Linked DNA regions of Mus musculus: region 2 is linked to region 1. The links are chromatin loops, found by intact Hi-C in ENCODE. Cell type or tissue: heart. All regions are shown on one strand. Each heading gives the region's core, and the rest is flanking DNA. Links, peaks and the distances in the headings are about the cores only.

Region 1 (10,389 bases), core at 1,134-9,133:
GTAGCGCCACGAAAGTGTTAGCGATCCCCCAAAACCAGGCAGGAGCCCATCTGATGTAACTCATAGCACGGTCTTTATTCTATCCCAGCTCGCTGTGGCTCGCCACCAACACACAGCACAGTTTTTGGTGTACCCCGAATGTCAGTGGGGACAAGACTTTATAGAAAGCTACAAGCAGAGGGTGGGATGTGGTAGTGGTGGTAGTTAAGCATCTAATTCGAGAGCTACCATGGCCTTTAACACAATTGGCTGGTGCTGGGAGTCATATCATAAACTTAATTTCTGCTTCCCTCTGCATTAGTGGTCGTTAGGCAGGGGGTGGCCTCGTAACCTGGGGGTGCAGATATGTTGGGGTAATAACCTGGGGACGCTGGTCTTGTTGAGGGGTAACTTGGAAACTAGTGTTATGTTGGTTAGTTTGTCTGAGTTCAAACTTTGGCCAGGTTCTCTAAAATGGAGTCTGAACTTACAAGATTTGGCCTCTCAACAGAGAAGTATACATTTAAACAACTGAAAAATTTAATCAGTTAAATACAATCTAGGCTGGGGGCGTGGCAGGGGGAGGGAGGGGATGGTGGCTCTGCCTTTAATCCTTGTATTCCAGAAATAAGCAAGCAGATCCCTGGCCAGTGTGGTCAGCATGGTCTATAAAGTGAATTAAGACAGCTGGGGCTAGCCGGGCGTGGTGGTGCTCGCCTTTAATCCCATTACTCGGGAGTTTGAGGCCAGCCTGGTCTACAAAGTGAGTTCCAGGACAGCCAGGGCTACACAGAGAAATCCTGTCTCGAAAAACAAAACAAACAAAAAAATTTGACAGCTGGGACTGATGCATGGAGAAGCCCTGTCCCATAAAACCAAGAAAGAAAAAAGAAAAAGAAAGAAAGACAAAACCATACAGAGAAATGTCTCAGAAAAGACGATCTAATCAAGGTTATACAATTTTATAAGTCAGACTCTACTCTTTTTTGCGTCTGTTCTGTTTGTTCCTTCCAATTTTCCTTTCCTTTCCTTTTCTCTTCTTTTCTTTGGAGACAGGATCTTTTTATGTATCTCTGATTGGCCTGGAACTATGTAGATCAGACCGGCCTGAACCTGAAGTAGGCTTTCATTTTTAACTTATACAAACTACTTCCTTCTAGATTCTTTACATAGAATTTTTTTTTCATTTTGTGTATATATTCCTTTAGAACCATGCCTCAAAACATTAGATATTCCTTGGCTACTGGTACAAAATGCCAGATTATTATAAAACCCATCTCAGCAAGATTTTCAAATATAAGCTAGATGAGCTTTTAATTTCCTCTAAAGACCTGAGGTACAGGAACGTGCCAACACCAGCACAGCAACTCCTTCCTTCCTCTGGTCATGAAAGGAGCAGGCATGCTGGCTCATTCCAGTTTTCACTGTTTCCTAGAAGGAGACACCACAGTGGTGCCTGTGCCTACATTTATTCAGGTCTCTATTACCTGAGCCCAAGCCCAGTGAAGTAGGTGTCATGTAACACACACATATACACACACACACACACACACACACACACACACACACACACACACACAGAAGGTGTCCTTGTTAAGCTATGTAGTTTGACTCTTTCTCCCTCAGAAAGGCAGTTTCTCCCATTCTCAGCATTTCTTAGTTGCTTTAGGGTGTCTAGGTTTGAAGGATTTTTCCCATGGGATTTTTCTCTTTCATGATAGCATGTCCATTGGCTTTTTGTTTGTTTGTTTGTTTGTTTGGCTGTTTGTTTGGTTGGTTTCTTTGTTGGTTGGTTGGTTTTAGGTTTTGGGTTTTATTAAGACAAGGTTTCCTTGTGTAGCTATGACTGTCTTGGAACTTGGTCTGTAGGACAGGATGGCCTTTAACTCGCAGAGACCTGCACTCCTTTGTCTCAGGAGTGCTGGAATCAAAGTGGTATGCCACCATGGCACAGCAGCACATCCACTGGTGTCATCCGTGTTTGCTCCTTGTTTTGTCAGCCATGTCAACGAGACTTCATTTCTAGGAGACACAGCCTCACTGCAAATTCTCTGGCTCTTCCAATCTTTCCTACTTCTCTTCTGTGGTGACTCCTGAGCCTTAGATGCAGTAGTTAATTTTACTTGTTGTATGTGTGTTGTCTGTCTGACCATCTGTCTCTCTGTCTCTGTATATGTGTGTGTGTGTGTGTGTGTGTGTGTGTGTGTGTGTGTGTGTGTGTGTGAATGTTATGGTTCATGTGTGGAGATCAGAGGACAATTTGGGAGAATTGGTTCTCTCATTCTTTTTTTTTTTTAGAATGGAACTCAAGCTGTTGGCTTGATGAAAAGTGCCTTTACTTTCTGAGCCATCTCACTAGCCTAAATTCTACTTTTAAAAGTATAACTATATCTGTGATAGGTTGTCAACTTGACTTCATCTGGAATTAACTAAAACTCAAAAATGGAGGTGAGGGATTTTTGCTTAATTTGAAGTAGGAAGATCTACTTCTAATCCAGATCTTTGAGGTAGGAAGAGACAGCTTTTTAAAAAGATTTATTTATGGGCTGGTGAGATGGCTCAGTGGGTAAGAGCACCCGACTGCTCTTCCGAAGGTCCAGAGTTCAAATCCCAGCAGCCACATGGTGGCTCACAACCATCTGTAACGAGATCTGACGCCCTCTTCTGGTGTGTCTTAAGACAGCTACAGTGTACTTACATGTAGTAAATAAATCTTTAAAAAAAAAGATTTATTTATCATTATATGGGCATCAGATCTCATTACAGATGGTTGTGAGCCACCATGTGGTTGCTAGGATTTGAATTCTAGACCTCTGGAAGAGCAGTCAGTTCTCTTAACCACTGAGCCATCTCTCCAGCCCAAGAGACAGCTTTTATGTAGATATTTTGAGCTGGGAAAGCCCACCTTTAATCTGGGCCACACTTTCTGCTGAAAGCCTATATAACAGGGACATGAAGGAAGGAAGCTTTTGCTCTTTTGCTCTTTGCTTGCTTGCTCTTATCTCAATAGCAAGTCCATCCCTTCCTGGCATTAGAGCCTACTTCTTTGAGATTCTGGTATATACTGAAGACCAGCTGAGACAACCAAGCTCATGGGCTGAACAACTACTAGATTCTTGGACTTTCCATTTATAACCAGCCATTGTTGGATTAGCTGAACCAAAGACTGTGAGTCATTCCAATAGATCCCCTTTCTATATAGAGAGAAATTTATTCTATAAGTTCTGCTACTCCAGAGAACCCTGACAATACAGCTATGCAGTCTGGGAGTTCTATATAAATATTACAGACTTTTCAGATTTATCACTGGCTACTTACCTCCTACCCTATATTTCTATTTTTTCTTCATTAAACTCTTTATTATTGTGTTTGACACACAAGCTAGATATCTGCAAGGAGGGACTCTTAATTGAGAAGATGCCTCCACAGGATACAGCTATAGGGCAGTTTCTCAATCAGTGATCAGTGGGGGAGGGTTCAGGCTATTGTGGGTGGTTTCATCCCTGTGCTGGTGGTCCTGGGTTCTACAGGGAGCAAGCTGAGCAAGCCATGGAAGCAAGCCAGTAACCAGCACCCCTCCATTCCCCCCTGCATCAGCTCCTGCCTCTCAGTTCCTGCCCTGTTTTGAGTTTCTATCCTGACTTCCTTCAGTGATGAAAAATGATATGGAAGTGTAAGCTAAATAAACTCTTTTCTCCTCAAGTTGCTTTGGTCATGGTGTTTCATTGTAGCAATAGAAACCCTAACTATGACAATTGTCATTTTTTAGGAGTTCTGGAGCATTGTCCTTTGGGCCTAACATGGCCCTTGCTGTCTTACAACTATCATAGCTTTAGTTACCCACAGCAGACCCTCAACAAAAGTGTGCCCACTGACCTTCCCTTATAGAGGGGAGAGAGGGCTCAAGAAGTGCTCAAGACAGTGCAGAAGTGTCTCACAAGGCTGGTCCATGAGTAAATAGAAACAGTTAACAAGTGTTAAGAGTGTTGTGAGTAAATTGTCCTCTGAGCCAAGCATTTGACATCTAGGCATTATTCTGTGCCAGCTTGTAATAGATCATCCCAGCTGGGATGTTGAGGACTCTTTCTCTCTTTCTCTCTCTCTCTCTCTCTCTCTCTCTCTCTCTCTCTCTCTCACACACACACACACACAGACCGGGATGGGCACAGAGAGAGGCAGTCAGAAAGACAGAAAGTTAATTGCCAAAGGGAAATCCTCAACTAATAAAATGGTGGACACATGTTCCAGCCTCAAGATGGATAATCCAGCATGATGTTCTATTTATTTCTCAGAGGCCCTTGAAGAATATAGAATGATCTCAATAGCAAACTCTTATATAGATTTTGTTCCACCCCCCTCCTTTTAGATTCACCAATTATGTTCCCTGGAAGTACTTCCCAAATAACCTGCCTATACTTCTATCTTGTCCCAGGCTGAAACAAAGCAAAAAGTGGTTATTCAACAAACATTTAATACATGCCTATGGTAGGCATTAAGATAAAAAAAAAACCAAGATGATAAAATTTTTGTAGTCTCCCTGAAATGACTAGTATAAAGTTACTTTTCCCAAACCTCTATAATCAACACACACACATACACAAACACACATATATAAAGCAATATATTGTTAGAGATATTATGTTACAGGAACATACTGATGCCTGAAATTAAGGAATCATGATGCAGGCTGGGGAGATGTTTCAAAATGTAAAACCTCTTGCCACTAAATCTGATGATTTGACTCTGATCCTTGGACCTCTAAGATGAAACGAGAGAACCTGCTTCCTAAGCTGTCCTCTGGCCAGGACATGTGTGAATCCACATACACACACACACACACACACACACACAATAAATAAATAAATGAAAAATCATTTTAAAGAAAATATATGGAGTTGGGAGAGTCACCTAGTTCTTCCTCGAGGGAGGGGTTTCCTAGAAGATGTATTGCCCGAGTTTCTGGGTGAGGTATAGCTCACACATATAGAGACTATTGTACAATTGTCAATGCTTTTGTGTGCTATATACAATTACAATTTGCCTGGTTGTAGCAGGCATACTAGGACGTGATTTTAGGTGTTACATGGGTGGACAGATGAACATTTAAATGTATTTATGAATGGTAATATGTACTAGAATAAAAAAGAATACAACACATTTGATTTCACAGACTTGATTTAGGACAAGGCTAACAATCTTAAATGGGCTCAATCTGGCTTTAAATAAAATTACTGAATGAGTAATAATTCCTGTGTAAAGAGTGGGAAAGACTGTAGTTACAGAGCTTAGGATATACCGCTACAGCACCAGGGTTCTCTTAAACTTCCAGGCTTTCAGAAGTGCAACACTTTGTAAGAGACTTATAAGCAAGGGTGATAAGTGATACAATAAATGTAGACATTAAAGTACAGGAGGAAATGAGAAACAATGGGAGAGATATGCTTTTACTTAAAGAGCACTGGGAGGTGAGTGGAGTTGAGGTAACAACCTGAATTAGGGATGGCTTTACTTTCAGAATATTTTAGTAGGAAACATTCACATAGTTTAATTCTCCATCCCCCATTTGACCTAAAGGCTGGAAATAATTCTAACACACAGACAACGTAAGGCTTTCCACATTCCAGGCATTTTTGTTGTTGTTGTTGTTGTTTATTGGGCCATTTATTCTCATTAGTCCTTATTTTACAGTCGGGAGAAGTGAAATAAATATAAAGAGGCTAAGAACCTTTCCAAAATATTGGCACTAACGAAAAGCAGCTAGGATTAAATCCAGGCGTCCTGGCTGTGGAGAACCCGTTCTTACCAATATACCAGAGTAAGTGGGTCGGGCACGCAACGCTAAATAAAGCAGGTCATAGTTAACTGTTGAAGCGTGAGGCGATTTTCATTGCAGGCAGAAGACCTAGTTTTGAGACCAGTTTCTCCAGCTTTAAGAGGGAGAGAATACTGAAACTAGGGAATGGTGTAGAGTGAGATAATGAATGTGAAAGTGAACTTCAGACTCCGTAGATAGTAACTCCACCTACTAGCGGTTAGGAAAGAAAACCTGTAAACTGAAATTTAAGAGTGCGGACAGCTCGTCGAGCCAGGGTGAGGCTCCGCCCCCCACCCGCGGAAGGTGGGGCAGGCAGGCTTCTGCGCATGCGGAGGCCGCTGCCCGCGCCCACCTCTGACCCCAGCCGAGAGTAGCTGCTGTTTCTGAGAGGACGATTCGTAAGCCGGGGTCCGGCGCGGTTTCCCAATCCCTCGCCCTTCTGCCCAGCCCCTTCGGTGCTCGAGCGACGCCTGGGGCGCGGTCTGTTCTGGGCAGCTTGCCTGGGCTTTCTACAGAGGCTCCGGCTGCAGGTCACATAGGTGGCTGTCGAAAGTGCCGGCCGCGCGCCGGCGCCGGCAGCAGCCGGGTGGGAAGGCTCAAGATGGCGTGCCTGTTGGAGACCCCAATCCGCATGAGCGTCCTCTCGGTGAGTGACCCGCCCGGCGCGGGGCAACCCCGGTCCTGCCCACAGCATTACCCCGGCGCCCTGAGCCTCCCGAGCACCACCCACTGCGGTGGCCTCAGCTGGGATGCACGCGACCCGGGCCGAGTCGGAGGCGTCTCCTACTCGAGAGCTCCCACCGGTGCGGGTTCCCAGGACGGCGGCCGTTCGGCCGGCGGGGAGGTCGGGCTCCAGGCAGCCGGCCCATGGGCGCGGCTTGGGTTTGGCCGAGCCTTCTCCCGTCTTCCTCCCTGCGCTGTTGCTTCTCGGGACGGAGCTCGCTGCCTGCGAGGGTTCAGGACAGGCCTGGAACCTAGAGTCCACTTCGCTCTCCAGGGCTGTGGCTAGAAGAGGTGCGAACTCTTAAGCTGCCACAGCACAGAGCTGCCAGACCAGGGCTGTGCGTCTTCTGTCAAGTCCCTACCACCAGGGCACCTGCCAACACCGCTTGCTTCTTGGCAATGGAGGTTTTCACATCAGCTGCAACTCGCGCTATTGTGTATGGTTATTTAAACCGCTTTGCTGTGCTCTGCTGTTGAGGTCCGGGCTCCGAGACTAGAGAAACTATGTTTCTAATGTCCGGTGTTTGATTTTTCTTTAGGGAGAGCAAAACATTTTAGGAGGGACCAAAAAGTCGGAATGAAAAAGAATAGGTTCCCCCAGTATTTGAAAGAAGGGAACGTATTGATATACCTAGAAGAAATATCAGGGTTTTTTTTTTCTTAAATTAAAAAGAAACAACAAAAAGCAAAGAAGGCGACTTTCGCCTTCCGCTATAATGTCCTTTAAACAAACAAACAAAAACAAAAAACAGGACCAGGAATGAAATGAACAAGAATGAGTGTTGTTGGGAGATAACTCTGGGAGGTTTGACCACAGATTTTAGCAGTTGGACTCCAAATAGAGCCTACCAATGATTCAGTTGTTGTTGGAAGTAAAGAAATAGGCGGGCAAAGAATCATCTTTTAGACCTGTGGAGACTTACCGAGATGGCAGTTGGATTATAGATGGCTTGTCAGATTCCCTATAGTCTTGCAACTCCAACCGGTTTCTTTCCTCTTCCCTGACTCTCACACAAACACACTTTTGTGTTCAAAGGCACTAGGTACATCACTCCAGTCAGGGCTGGTTAGAGCCATGCTGGCTACCCAAAAAGACAGAAGTCACTCTACAGTGCAAAATGCAATTTTGGAAGACGGTCAACAAATCTAGCCCCAGATCCGTCTTACTAAACTGTTTACTTAAACTGCAACTGGAGAAGTACTTTCTGTCCAATTACTGATCACATTAGCTCATTATTTCACTTTATATTGTCCATGAATGTTTAGTGGGAGAATAAACCGATGACTTCTCTCTTTGCATTAAAAGGAGAAAAGAATGTATCGTAACTGCTCAGTTTCTTTCTGATTGTGCCATTTAGGTTGCACTTATCCTATAGTTCACCTGAAAAGACGTGTGCGAGTGCACATACACACACATAGGTGATCAATCCCAGACCTTTGAGCACGCTTGAAAAATGCTGTTCCAAAATATTGCTCTGGCCTCACGTGTGGTTTCTTTGCCTTTTGTATATTGTCAGCTTGTATAGTGGATATAGTTGAAAACTTCATTTGTCTCACACTCCCAATAAATGATTATGTTCTGTTTATTTCACTCGAAAACTTGTTGAAGAATATTTTCCATTTTGAGTTAGACTTTTCTTTAGCATTTGGAAGCAGAAACTAACTCTAAAGTCTTGTTTTCTAATTCTTCCACCTTAGGGCCTTGGAATAGGCAGAGCTTTAGACACATGATTTAAAATGTCTGAACTTGGTGATTTTCCCAGTTTAAAGGAAAGGTTCTAACTTTCAACCAGCTAACCAAAGCTTATATATATTTATATTTATATTTATATTTATTTATTTATATATATTTATATCAGTTATTAGTTAGAAGTTATTGGAAGTTGAGGAGATGGCTCAGTAGGTAGATCTCTTGCTTCACAGCAGGTCTTGAGTTAGGATCCCATTACCTACATAAAAAGCTGTGTGTGGCAGTGCATGTCATTGGGAGGTAGATCATGGAGGGTTTCCGGCCAGTTTGTCTAGTCAGAACAGGGAGCTTCAGGTTCAGTGAGAGACCCTGTTTCCTTTTTTTTTTTTTTTTGAGACAGGGTTTCTCTGTGTAGCCCTGGCTGTCCTGGAACTCACTTTGTAGACCAGGCTGGCCTCGAACTCAGAAATCCGCCTGCCTCTGCCTCCCGAGTGCTGGGATCAAAGGCGTGCGCCACCACGCCTGGCTGATGAGACCCTGTTTCAAAAAGTAAGATAGAAACAGGAAGGTGCCAGACCTTGACCTCTGACACATAGTTGGTTGAATCCTCTAATAAGCTACTTACTGTGTCCTAGTGAAGCATAAAGCATAAAGCCCTGTATTGTGTACTTTAGCAATGCAAGGGCATCAGAAATGCTCTGAAGGAGTTCACAGTTCTGATCACACTAGAGCTGTAAGTTGACTAATGGGAAGTCAAAGTGTTTTAAATTATTTCCATCTATAGTCCATTATACTTTCTTCCTGAGAGACCTCCTCAACTGCTTGCTTAACCTTAACTACACAACTCACGCATCTACGTTATCATCTTGACTTTCCGCCTACATCTAGTCTCAGATCTTTGTGTGGATGTCATCCATGGCATCTAACAAAGCATATTCTTTTTCCTAAGAGGACTTACTCATGACTTTCCAGTTCAGTTCTGTCTTTCACTTATTCTGTTGAACTTCCCTGAATCATCTTTGGCTCTTCTTTCACTCATACTTCTGTATAATAAGTTGTTAAGCAGCAGCTGCTGCTGCTGCTGCTGCTGCTGCTGCTGCTGCTGCTGCTGCTGCTGCTGCTGCTGCTGCTGCTGCTGCTGCTGCTTCTTCTTCTTCTTCTTCTTCTTCTTCTTCTTCTTCTTCTTCTTCTTCTTCTCACTTAGTAAATGCTTAATTGAACTCTTGGAGGAGATGGACAGACTCAGCTCTGTACCATGGCCATTCCTGTTTCATTTCATCCCTTCAACATAGTTCTTGAGACTTATAAATTGTTTTGTATTAATTGTATTTTTTTGAAGTATACGTTCCCTGGAAGTTGCAGAGAGGTCATGTGTATAACAAACTCGGGTTCCCTGCATTGGTTACATTTTACATAGTTACAGAACCAGGAAATTGGTATAGTGTGGATATTTTTATATCATTTTATAACCACTGTTGTTAAGATACAAAAGTACCCATCACCATGAGGATTTCCTTCATGCTATTTCTTTAAAGACATATTCTCAGCCTCATCCTTAATTTCTGGTGGCAACTACTTATCTCTTTTCCCTTTCAGTACTTTTGTAAGTTGTCTGTGTTGTTCCATGAATGGAAGCATATAGTATGTGACCCACTGAGAGTAGCTTTTGTCACTCATCATACTTTGGAGAGTCTTCAAAATTGTTGCATGTATCTATAGTTTTGTTTCTTCTTTTTGCATCATAGAATTCCGTGAATGGATGTCCCAGCATTTGTTTATAATCAGTTATCTGTTGAACATTTTTGTTTCTGCCTTTTAGCTGTGGACCTACTGTGAACAGTCACTGACAGGTTCTTTTTATGGATATGTTTGAAAGAAAAGCCTAAAATGTAATTACTAAAACTATTGTTTTACATATGTAAATGTATGTTTAGTTTGTAAAGAAACCGTTGAACTCTTCTGATTACCATTTTATATTCAATAGTACTGTAGGAGATTTAATTTCTCTCAGTCCTTGTCAACATTACTGCTAGTCTTCATCTTAGATTCTCTAATAGCTGTGTACTGATACTGTATCATCCTTTTAATTTGTATTGATTTTCTTAATGAAGAGCAATGCTGAAGTCTTTTCATGGAATAAGGGGAAATGTTTGTGTCTTTTTATACTCACTCTCTAATTGAA
Region 2 (10,389 bases), core at 850-8,849, 430 kb after region 1:
TCTCTCTTTCTCTCTCTCTCTGCCCCCCCCCCCCCAGGCACCTTCTTTTCTTCCTAAGTAGTTTGTACTCTGTGTAAATTGTTTATTTATTTGGATTATCTCCCTTAAATATAAAAGTAATGTAAATCGTGGTTTAGAGAGGCTTGTCAACAAGCAAACAGGGCAGAGCCTTTGTTGATAAATAGTTCACATTCCTCAAGGCAGAGTCACACTCAAACCTCTTCCATATCAGGACTCCTCTCTTTGATCTCACTCATTACATATACTGGCACGAAATGACTTGTAAAGTATCTGATTTATTATCCTTATAGCCTTCCCAATGCAGACATCATTCTAGGTCCACGCATTTACAGGGCGGGAAGAACTATTTGTTAAACTACAGTGTGAAGTGGCCTTCGCAGTTTGCAAAGCTGGTTTCTCAGCCTACTTCCTGCCCTTGGAGCTACCCTTGAGGCCACACGGTCATGCTCTCTAGCCATCTGCCTCCCCGCTTCTGCTTTCTTTCTTCAATGACAATTATTCCCTCAGTAAATCTCAGTCCTCTCATATTGTTTTTGTTGTTGTTGAGACACAATCTTAAGTAGCTCAGGCGGGCCTGGAACCCATTATGTCACAGAGGCTGGCCTTACTTCAGACCTTCCTTTCTTCCAAAGTGCCAAGATAACAGGTGTGTGCTACTACTTATAGACTATGAATGCTTTCTGTTGCAGATAGATGCATATTCAAACTAGGCACATTATAGAGAGACCACATAAGTGATCATGATAAAAAATTTCAGCCGGGCGGTGGTGGCGCATGCCTTTAATCCCAGCACTTGGGAGGCAGAGGCAGGCAGATTTCTGAGTTCGAGGCCAGCCTGGTCTACAAAGTGAGTTCCAGGACAGTCAGGGCTACACAGAGTAAACCCTGTCTCGAAAAACCAAAAAGAAAAAAAAAAAGTCTGGAAGAGGGAAACCAGCAGTTTTCTCCAGTGGAGTGTCACAGCATTATACAAACCACACTCTACACTCCAGGGCAGGCTTCAGGCTCAAAAGTAGCTAACCTATACACAATCAACTCCATGTTATTTGTGTGTGTGACTCTGTGTGTGTGAGAACATAAAGTTGGGTGAGGGGGAAGGTGGGAGGGATCTGGAAGGATTTGGGGGAGGGTAAAGAATACAATCAAAATATAGTGTATAAAAATTAGAATTAAAAAAAAAAGCATTTATGAAAGAGTGTTTTTCTCGCCCGAGCCAAGAAGAGATGGGTATGGGGCATCTTTTCTGCTTCACCTTCTCTTTTGGAAGTTCCTCCCTCTCTTATCTGTAGGTTTCCCACTGCAGGGGTTGTCTGTCTCTGCACAAATGGCTGCTGCCTGGTCTTCCCCCCCCCCCCCCACCATGCTCATTCTCTGTCTTTTTTCTGTCCCCTTCCTCCCAAGGTTCGTGGCACGAACATGATAGGCTGGATCTTCTCCCCTGGTCTTTGGAGAGAAGAAGAGTGAGAGAGGCAGCAGGCCAGACTTGGGGGTAGGATAGGACGAGGTTGCCTTTATGTCAGTTCACCATCTAGGCTTTTCCCCCAATTCTGGGATAGTAATTAGTTTATGCCATGTGCAATTATTTCTCTTTCCCAAAAAATGAGTTAATGAGAATTGCAATGCACACCTGCAATCCCAGAACTTCAGATGTTCAAGGCTGTCAAAATTAATAAAATAAGACCTCTAAACAAACTAGTGGACTGGACTCCCAGTCATGCCTCCCCCCCATTTCCGTCCTTCCTGTTTGTTTGCTGTTATGAGCAGTATTATACTAAAACGGCTACAGTAGACTTTGGTCTGGTTGAAGAAATCATTGCCAAGTTTATGTCTTGTCTTGTTTTGTTTTGTTTTTAAAAACAACCCAGAAATTTAGTTCCTCATAGTCCTAAACTCCAAAAGTGATGTCAAGATGCCTGCAAGGTCGGTTCCTTTTAAGGAATTAAGACTCTGCTTTACGTCCCCCTAGCTCCCGTAGCTGCTAGGAACTTTAGTGTCCCTAGGTTGTAAAAGATGTATCAACATTCTTCACATTACCTTCCTCTGTTTGTCAAATCTATCTTCTCTCTTTTTATTTTTATTAATCTATCTATCTATCTATCCATCTATCTATCTATCTATCTATCTATCTATCTATCTATCTATCTATCTATCCACTCAGGGTCTCAGTCTCACTAGGTAGCCCTCGCTGGCTTGGAACTCACTATGTAGACCAGGCTGCCTCTAACTTTCTTCCTTCTATTTTCTCCACTCTTATTTTTCTTTTGACACGATTTCACAGTTTTTAGCCCAGGCTCAGGCTTCTTGAGTTCTGGCATTACAGGGTTGCCATTCATTCATTCATTCATTCACTCATTCATTTTAGGGTTGTTTTGTTTTGTTTTGAGACAGGGTTTCTCTGTGCAACAGCCCTGATCGTACCAGAACTTGTTTTGTAGACCAGGCTGGCCTTGAACTCTCAGAGGTCTGCCTGCTTCTGCCTCCCAAGCACTGAATTAAAGGTGTTGTCACCAGGCCTGGCTTTGCCTTTTCTTTTGTAGGGACATTTATCTTCGGGATTAGGTCGACTCTAAAGGAAGGATGAGCCCATTTCTAAGCATTTAACTTACCTAGATCTGCAAGCATTGTTTTTTCAGCTAAGGTCACATTCACAGATTCCATAAGGATGTTTCTTTGGGATGCATGCACTCCTATCTCCTGATTACGTGTCTCTCTCATTGCTAGGTTGGGGGTGGGGGATGGGTATGGGTGCCTGAACCTAGCTTTCTGGGGCTGACAGGCATTTAATCCCTTCCTCTAAAACAACACAAGATTTTATTGTAGCAAAACTTTTGAAAACCAGAAAACCTAATTATCTACTCAAATTATTACCCTCTAGCCAAACAAGCCACTATTCTGTTTGCACCCTTTCAAGCTATTGTGTATCATTTCAAGCTCAAAGCTTTTAAAACATGCAGGACTACAAATCAAAGCATGAATGTGTGATTAAGTCATTCATATACATCCAAAGTGCACTCATTCTTTATAAGGTCCCGATGACAAGTGGGTGAGGATCTTAGCGACAAAACAACGCGAAGAGGAATACATCACAGAACTCTTATCACACACAGACGATTCGAAACTCACTGGTGTACAGTCTAATCTCCCAGAGTAGCTTTTCCAAGTACTGCATAGCAATACTATCAGCAAAGAACAGTGTAAAGATTAGGCCTCGATCCACTCTTTGTCATAGTACATTCCTATTCTAGCATTTCCATCCCCGATATTCACAGAAACTTCACAGGTATTTGGCAAGCTTCTTGTTTTACTCTCTGTCTCTGTGTCTCTGTCTGTCTCTGTGTCTGCCTCTCTCTCTCTCTCTCTCTCTCTCTCTGTCTCTGTCTCTCTCTCTCTCTCCAGGTTTCTCTGTGTACTCCTAGCTTTCCTGGAACTTGCTCTGTAGACCAAGCTGGCCTCAACTCACAGATCTGCCAGCCTGGCTTGTGTCACCAACCCTTTCTGCTTGGTCAGAAAGCCATTGCTAGTCTAGTGCAAGATACTTTTGCTTCTGTGGTGGACATGAGACTGACCTTGTGGTGGAGGGGAAGGAAGAAGCTTGGTACAAGGGTCGAGGATCAACGTGTGAAGGTCCTTTACTGACATTTCTGGCTGTGAGCTCGCTAAATATTAAGGGGAATTCTATTCATTAGACATCTGAAAAGACCTGGGCTTCACAGTTGGGTTAAGCATTTAATGTCCCACTGGCAATGGGCTGAAGCCTCAAAAGCTCCACATAAAATTACTTGTAGAAACCCCAAACTTGTACAAGCATGGTGAAATAGGTTAACCTCTGTTTTTTGTTTTTGTTTTTGTTTTTTTTTTGAGACAGGGTCCCTGCTATGCAGCTTTGCCTAGTCTGCAACTCAGGAAGTAACCTAGCTGGCCTGGCAATGCACCTGCCTTCTGGTCCTGAATGCAGAGCTTTATAGGCATTAGCCACCACGCTTGATTTTTTTTTTTTTTTAAATCACTTAGTTACATCCGCAGAATCAAACTATTGTTTTGACACCTTGTCTCATTTTCCTTCTACTTGTAGATTCTATCCTAGACTACTTAAGTATTTGCTTGAATTGTTAGAGTGGCGTTAGGTTACAGTAGGTTTACTATATGTAAACAAAAAGACTACAAGTATCCCACGCAGGACCTCTTAGGCTATGTGAGTGCCCTACCGCTGAGCTCTATCCGCCGCGCCCAAGGTTTGGCTGACAGTAAGTGAAATTCAAGCGTCTCACTAAAGAGCCATGAAATTTCCCGACAGCAGGGAGACAGAGGCGAGAAAAAAAAAAAAAAGCGCTGGGCGAAGTGTAAGGTTTGGCAGCCAAACGTCAGCTGCGGTGGTGCAGAGACGAACACAGAAGTGTTTCAAAGGCTGGACTCTTTACATCTAAATGATCGTTCACATCGCAGGGAATGGAAGGCCAGCTGGGCCGTGGGAACAAAGGGGAGTCTGCGGAGAAGCGGAACCGGGAGGTGCAGGTTTTCCCGAAGGCGGCGAGCTGGGGGCTGCAGACACCGCAGTGCTCTGCGAGCCAACCCCAGCGCGCCGGCAGCGCAGTAGGAACGCGGCACCGACAGCCGCACAGGGCGAGGCTGGTGCTGCCTCCCCTCGAGGGGCGGGGCTTGCGCGGTGAGTGGGCGGGGCTGCCTGGAGGCGGGCGTCGGGGGATTGGCCCTAGAGGGTGGGCGGGGCCGGGCAGCGGGGAGGAGAGCCCGGGAGGCTCGCGCGCGCGCTCGCGCAGGCGCGGGCACGGCGGTGGCGCGCGCGTGCTCCGTCGGGCGGTGCAGCGGCTGCGACGGAGCCGGCCATGGTCGTGGGCGGTGGGCGGGTGTCGCGCTGAGCCCCGAAGGCAGCAAGAGACTGGGAGCGGGGCATGCGGGTGTCGGAGCCAGGCGGGCACGGCTGCGGGAGCTGCTGACGGCGCTGCGGGATCGGGAGCCGGTGGCGGCGCGCGGGGCAGGTGAGCGCGGGAGGCGGCGCGGGCTGCGGCGCTGGCGGCTCGGGCGGGCGCTTCCTGCCGGGCTCGGCCGCGGGAGCGCGGGCTCCGAGGTACGCGGCGCCCAGGCCTCGGGCGGCGGACACCGAGCAGCGGAGGGCGCCCGGTGGGCGACCACAGAGAGAGCGGGCGCGGCACGGCCCAGCCGGTGTCGGTGCGGACGCCCGGCGGCTGCGGACCCTCAGGTGTTTCGGCGCAGCGTTCACCGCACGATTCCGGGCTCTCCGGTTTCAGACCGGTCAGAGTCCCGGTGCTGCGGCTAACCCGTCCCGCGCGGCCTTGGCTGAAATACCCCGAGGAGACGTGAAGCGGGAACTGTGAATACTCACCTCCCGGGATTGCGGGAGGCCGTGCTAACCTCGCTGTAAGTGCTCGGTGGACGGGAGCTTTTGGGAGTCGCTCACTGCAGCATCCTTGCTGGCTCTGGCTTGTTCCTTCCTAGAGGTTGGTATTGGGGGCAAATTTATTTCCGAACCGCTCTAGTGTTGCAATAAGCTCAACTCGAGTTGCTTAACGAAGGAGCCTGTTATCTTACAGCGGCCAGAGTAGGATTCTGTAGTCTCTTCCTAGAATTCTGTAGTTTCTCTCTTGGAAAGGCTGACTTGGAAACCTGTCTTGGGTACGGAGTGAATTAGTGCTAAGAATCCTATCAGAATCAGAGTTTACACAACGTGGAAGATGGTGGTGGGACATGTTACCTGACTTACTTTGGTATTTAACCCATCTGAAGTGACACTTAAATTGTCACTTGTTACAGAGTATAAACACAGGAAGAGTATGGAAACATACTCCTTTTTTCCTGCATTGCTACATCCGAAGGGAGTGACAAGTGCTTTTGTAAACATCGTTGTGGGCAGTGTTACTTACTGTCTGGTGAAGTCATCATAATTAAATTAGATGAGTATTTATTCTGAAGTGCTGAATGGATGTTTGGGAATACCAGTCGTAATGAAATCTCCAAGGAGTCTGAGTTTCCAGGAGTTCATTATCACTTGCGGGTCTTGGTACTGCTTTGTAAGTTTTTTTGTTTTGTTTTGTTTTATTTTGTTTTGGATCTTTTGAGACAGAACCTTGCGGTGTTATGGATCTTTTGAGACAGAACTTTGCGGTGTTAGTCCTCAGTGGTCTGGAACTCACTCTATAGACTAGGCTGGCTTTGATTCATGCCTCTTTCTCCCTTGTCTTTGGATTACAGAACTCGGCATATCCAGAATAGATGTTAAAAGTTAGGGTGGCATCCACTTGTAGTCCCATTGCTGGGGAGGGGCACACAAGTAGATTCCAGGAGTTTGCTGGTAGACCTGCTAGCTTAGCAGAATCATGGCACCCTAGGCCAATGAGAGACTCTACCTAAAAAAATAAGATGTGTGGCATCTGAGGAACACACAACACACACACACACAGATTTTTAAAAAAGAAAGCAGAAGACAGAACTGTGTAGAAAGACTATATAATGTGTGAAAGATCAGGGTGGCTTGGATTAGGCTATTGCCCAAGTTTTGGAAGACCAAAAATCTGAAATGGTAAAATTGAAATTGTAGTCACTAAAGCCAAAAGGATTTAAGAAGCATCTTTAGTTTACCCTCGTGATTCACACACTGACTAGGACATTCCACCTTCAGGGTGTTTTTACAAAGTGGAAAAATCAGGTTGCTTTTCTTGTGCTAAAGATCATTGGCCTGACCACAAGTCAGATGTTGATTTATTTTATTTTATTTTTTAAAACTCAGGGCTTTTTATATCAGGGAAGTGCTTTATGCCAGAGCTTACCTGTCCCCAGCCCTGTTGTATACTTTAAAAAAAAAACAAAAAACAAAAAACCAACCCCAAACAAACCTAAAATGGAATATTGCTCTATCCTCAGGCTGGCCTTCGACTTGCAGCGTAGCTCCTGCTTCTTGCATCTCTGGGCAATTCTGCATCTCTCCACCCTAGTGCTAGGATTCCACCATACACCTGTAAACCACGCCTGGTTTTATGCTGAGCTGGGAATCAAACTAGCAGGCTTTCTGCATGTTAGTTAAGCACTTCAGTACTAGTTGGGCCACGTCCTGTCTCTGCCCGGGCTTCCCTTCTCTCGGTGTGTGAATGCTGAGGATTGACCCCAGGTCTTCACACAGGGTAAGATGCTCATAGCTAATGTCCCCAGCCCTGTTTTCCTGCTTTGGTTTTTATTTTTTGCAGGTGGATCAGTCCCTAATCAACTTGTTTTGTATATGCCAGCAAATTATATGGAAAGCAAAAGTGAATCCCGTAGCCTAGATGATTTTTTTTTACCTCTTCCCAAGACAGGGTTTCTCTGTGTAGTCCTGGCTGTCCTGGAACTCACCCTGTAGACCAAGGTGGCCTTGAACTCACAGACATTCCCCTGCCTCTGCCTCCAAAGTGTTGAGATTAAAGGCTGTGCCACCGCGGCCCAGTTGTCTGTTTTGTAGGTTGTTGTTCCTGCTACCCACAGTGAAAAGGCTGAGGGTCAGAAGTGCTCTAGACTTTGACCTAAGTCAGAGTCGAAAGAGGTGCAGTTGTAGGGATTCTGCCCAGGCTTTCTGAACCTCGGATTTTTAAATGATAGACATTAGCTAACTATGGAAGAGGTGGCTTTGGTGGAGACTCGGTATGACAGGAGACTCATATGATGGCAGGGAACCTTCTAGGCCTTAGAGTTTCCAGGCCTTCTTTCTCTCTTTGTTTCAGCCTCACACCTTGTGTTGAAAACATCCCAAATCCCCGAGGGCCTCCTGGCTGTCCCTCTTCATTTCTTTACCTGTGCTCATCCTGAATGATGTCATTCTCTTCCCTCTTTAAATATTATCACATGTTGTTGACTCAGATTTTTATCACTGGTCCTGAGCATTAAGCTTCAGCTACATCTAGACCTATACATTTTTCTTTTCTTTTAATTTTTTTGGGGGGGAGGGGATCTGGATAGGATGGAGGTTTTGTGGTTCTGGAGATGGAATCTGGCTCCATGGCCCTGTTTCTAGGCATCCTTTACATTTTTTTTTTTTAATTTTAAAGTTTATTTTACGGCTATGAGTGTTTTGCTAAGTGTGTGCTTGTGAATCGTATGAATGTCAGGTTGTCAGTGGAAGCCAGAAGTCCTCTGGATCTGAAACTGCAGAGGGCAAATTGTAGAGGTAAATTTGAAAGGGTTAGAGAACTGGTTATGTGTAGAGTAGAGGGAACAATGAATAAAGAGATGATTTATGAGCTGGGCGGTGGTGGCGCACGCCTTTAATCCCAGCACTTGGGAGGCAGAGGCAGGCGATTTCTGAGTTCGAGGCCAGCCTGGTCTACAAAGTGAGTTCCAGGACAGCCAGGGCTACACAGAGAAACCTTGTCTCGAAAAACCAAACCAAAACAAAACAAAACAAAACAAAGAGATGATTTATGTATGGATGCTGCCTGTGACCCTGACACTTGGAGGGCTGAGTCAGGAGAATCCTGAAGAGCCAGCCTGGCTGGTACATGAGTTTTAGGCTCGCTAGACCACAGACAGAGAGAGACACTAGCTTAAAAAAACCAGAAACTGGACCCAGGGCCTCTGCAAGACCAATGGGTGCTCTTAGCAAACAGCCATCCCTTCAGTCCAATTTGTAGGCATTTTAAATGTAATATGGTCAGGACTGGACATTAACTTAGTGGACAGAGCACTTGTCTAGCATGCTTGCAGGAATTGAATTTAATACTGTGTGTGTGTGTGTGTGTGTGTGTGTGTGTGTGTATGTGTGTGTGTGAGTGTGTGTGTGTGTGTGTGTGTGTGTGTATGTGTTTGTATGTGTATGTAATATTCAAATAGAGAGCTCTTAATTCCACTCCCTAACCTTTTTTTTTTTTTTTTTTTTTTTTACTTGTTTTGAGACAGGGCCTCCTGGAGCCCAAGTTGGCTTCAAACTCCTGGTCCCTCTGTGTCCCAAGTGCTGAACGACAAGTATATATTTCCATGCCTAGCAACCTGTTCATGTCATGATCTTCCTCACCCCACTATCTCTCCTTGAGTGAAAATTCCAGTGGCCATACATTTTGCCTTGGTTTTTACATAGTGTCTCTCCTGCTGTGGAACTCACTGTGTAACCCAGGCTGGCCTTGACTTCTTGGTGATGTTCCTGCCTTGGTCTTCCAAGAGTCGTGATTATAGGAGTACATCTGCAAGTCCTCTCTGCCCCACTGTTCCTTCTACCTACACACCCAGCTCTTTAAGCCTTTCAAATTCACTTCTAAGATACATCAGGATTGAATTTTCTTCACATACCTTCTTGCCAGCATCTCTGTTCCTCCTGGATTGTAATTTCTCATCTCTCCTTCTCTTCCGCCCCTCTTCAGCCCTTCCCTCCCTTGCCTTCTATGTATCTTTCTGCATCCGGGTCTGGTTGTATAGTCCGGGTGGCTTGGAGACTTGTGATTTCCTTTCGTACACCTCCCATGGTTGGGATTGCAGGTGTGCACTACCCCAGCAATCAGCATTTCTGCCATTCTGTTGTACCCGTGGCCTCTCGTTAACAGAAAATCCAAACCTTATTTTCATATTCTCTAATTGTTTTGCCTGCTCTGTTGTCTGTGTCTCTTTCTATGAGGTAGCGTTTCATTGTGTTGTTCTGGCTGGCCCGGACTTGCTATGTAGACCAGGCTGTCCTCAAGCTCATTGTGAGAACCTTCCATTATATGTATGTATATGTGTGCCAGAAAATGTGTGTGTGTGCGCGCGCGCACACGTGCGCGCGTGCAAGCTTAACGCACACATGCAGGAGTGTGTACCTGTATCTGGCAGTAGTGTGCATAATCTTTTCAATCATTTGTTTCAGTTACCACATACTGCTTTATTTGTGGAAAAATGCCTATCATCTGGTTTCTACTGACTACTTTCTCGAGAGTGTAGTCATGCTGTATAAAGAGACGAATCATTCACGATTTCTCTCTGGAGCTTCCTGAAATGCCAGACCTGGAAATTGTACAGCAGGTTGGTTAGCAAAGAAGGGTCATAGAAAACTCAGACGTGGACTATGCCTGTAATCCCAGCACCCAAGAGGCTGAGGCAGAAGGGTTGCCATGAGTCAAAGGCTAGCCTAGACTACTACAGTACATGACCCTGCCTCAGAAAACGAAAAGCAAAATTTGAAGTCTGCACGTCCATTGTCACGGTAGAAACACAGGGGAAGATGTTGGAATGTAAAGTCTTAGGAGCAGAATAGTGAACACACATGAAGTGCAAGGGGGGAAAGGCGGTGACTCTTGGATTCTCCCCTCTTCCCCTCCCCCTGTTTTTTGGGCTGGTTTTCTAAGGAGAGCTTCTGTTCCTGGAACAGTCCAAAACGTCCCTGTGCACCCGTGAGAGGCCCTT

Evidence for each region. A loop is a pair of places that touch in the nucleus more often than their neighbours do. Peaks named below come from ENCODE experiments on the same cell type or tissue, not always from the same donor. Only the 100,000 strongest peaks of a DNase experiment are listed, where the experiment ranks them.
Region 2: it touches region 1 in a loop (2.6-fold over the local background); 2 of 42 quality-filtered maps call a loop at or near these places.

The regions. Positions count from the first base shown.
Region 1 is chr9:99,564,653-99,575,041 of GRCm38, reverse strand. Armc8 (armadillo repeat containing 8) reads left to right here and starts at 6,143. Exons shown (of 22, transcript NM_028768.3): 1 at 6,143-6,440. The coding sequence starts at 6,396. In heart, for the core only: a CTCF peak has its summit at 5,970; DNase peaks (open chromatin) are centred at 6,151 and 6,381; H3K4me3 peaks cover 2,298 bases; H3K27ac peaks cover 1,722 bases; H3K27me3 peaks cover 698 bases.
Region 2 is chr9:99,134,617-99,145,005 of GRCm38, reverse strand. Pik3cb (phosphatidylinositol-4,5-bisphosphate 3-kinase catalytic subunit beta) reads left to right here and starts at 4,795. Exons shown (of 24, transcript NM_029094.3): 1 at 4,795-5,015. It also overlaps the pseudogene Gm2773. In heart, for the core only: no CTCF peak of the experiment used is centred there; a DNase peak (open chromatin) is centred at 4,685; H3K4me3 peaks cover 2,487 bases; H3K27ac peaks cover 1,520 bases.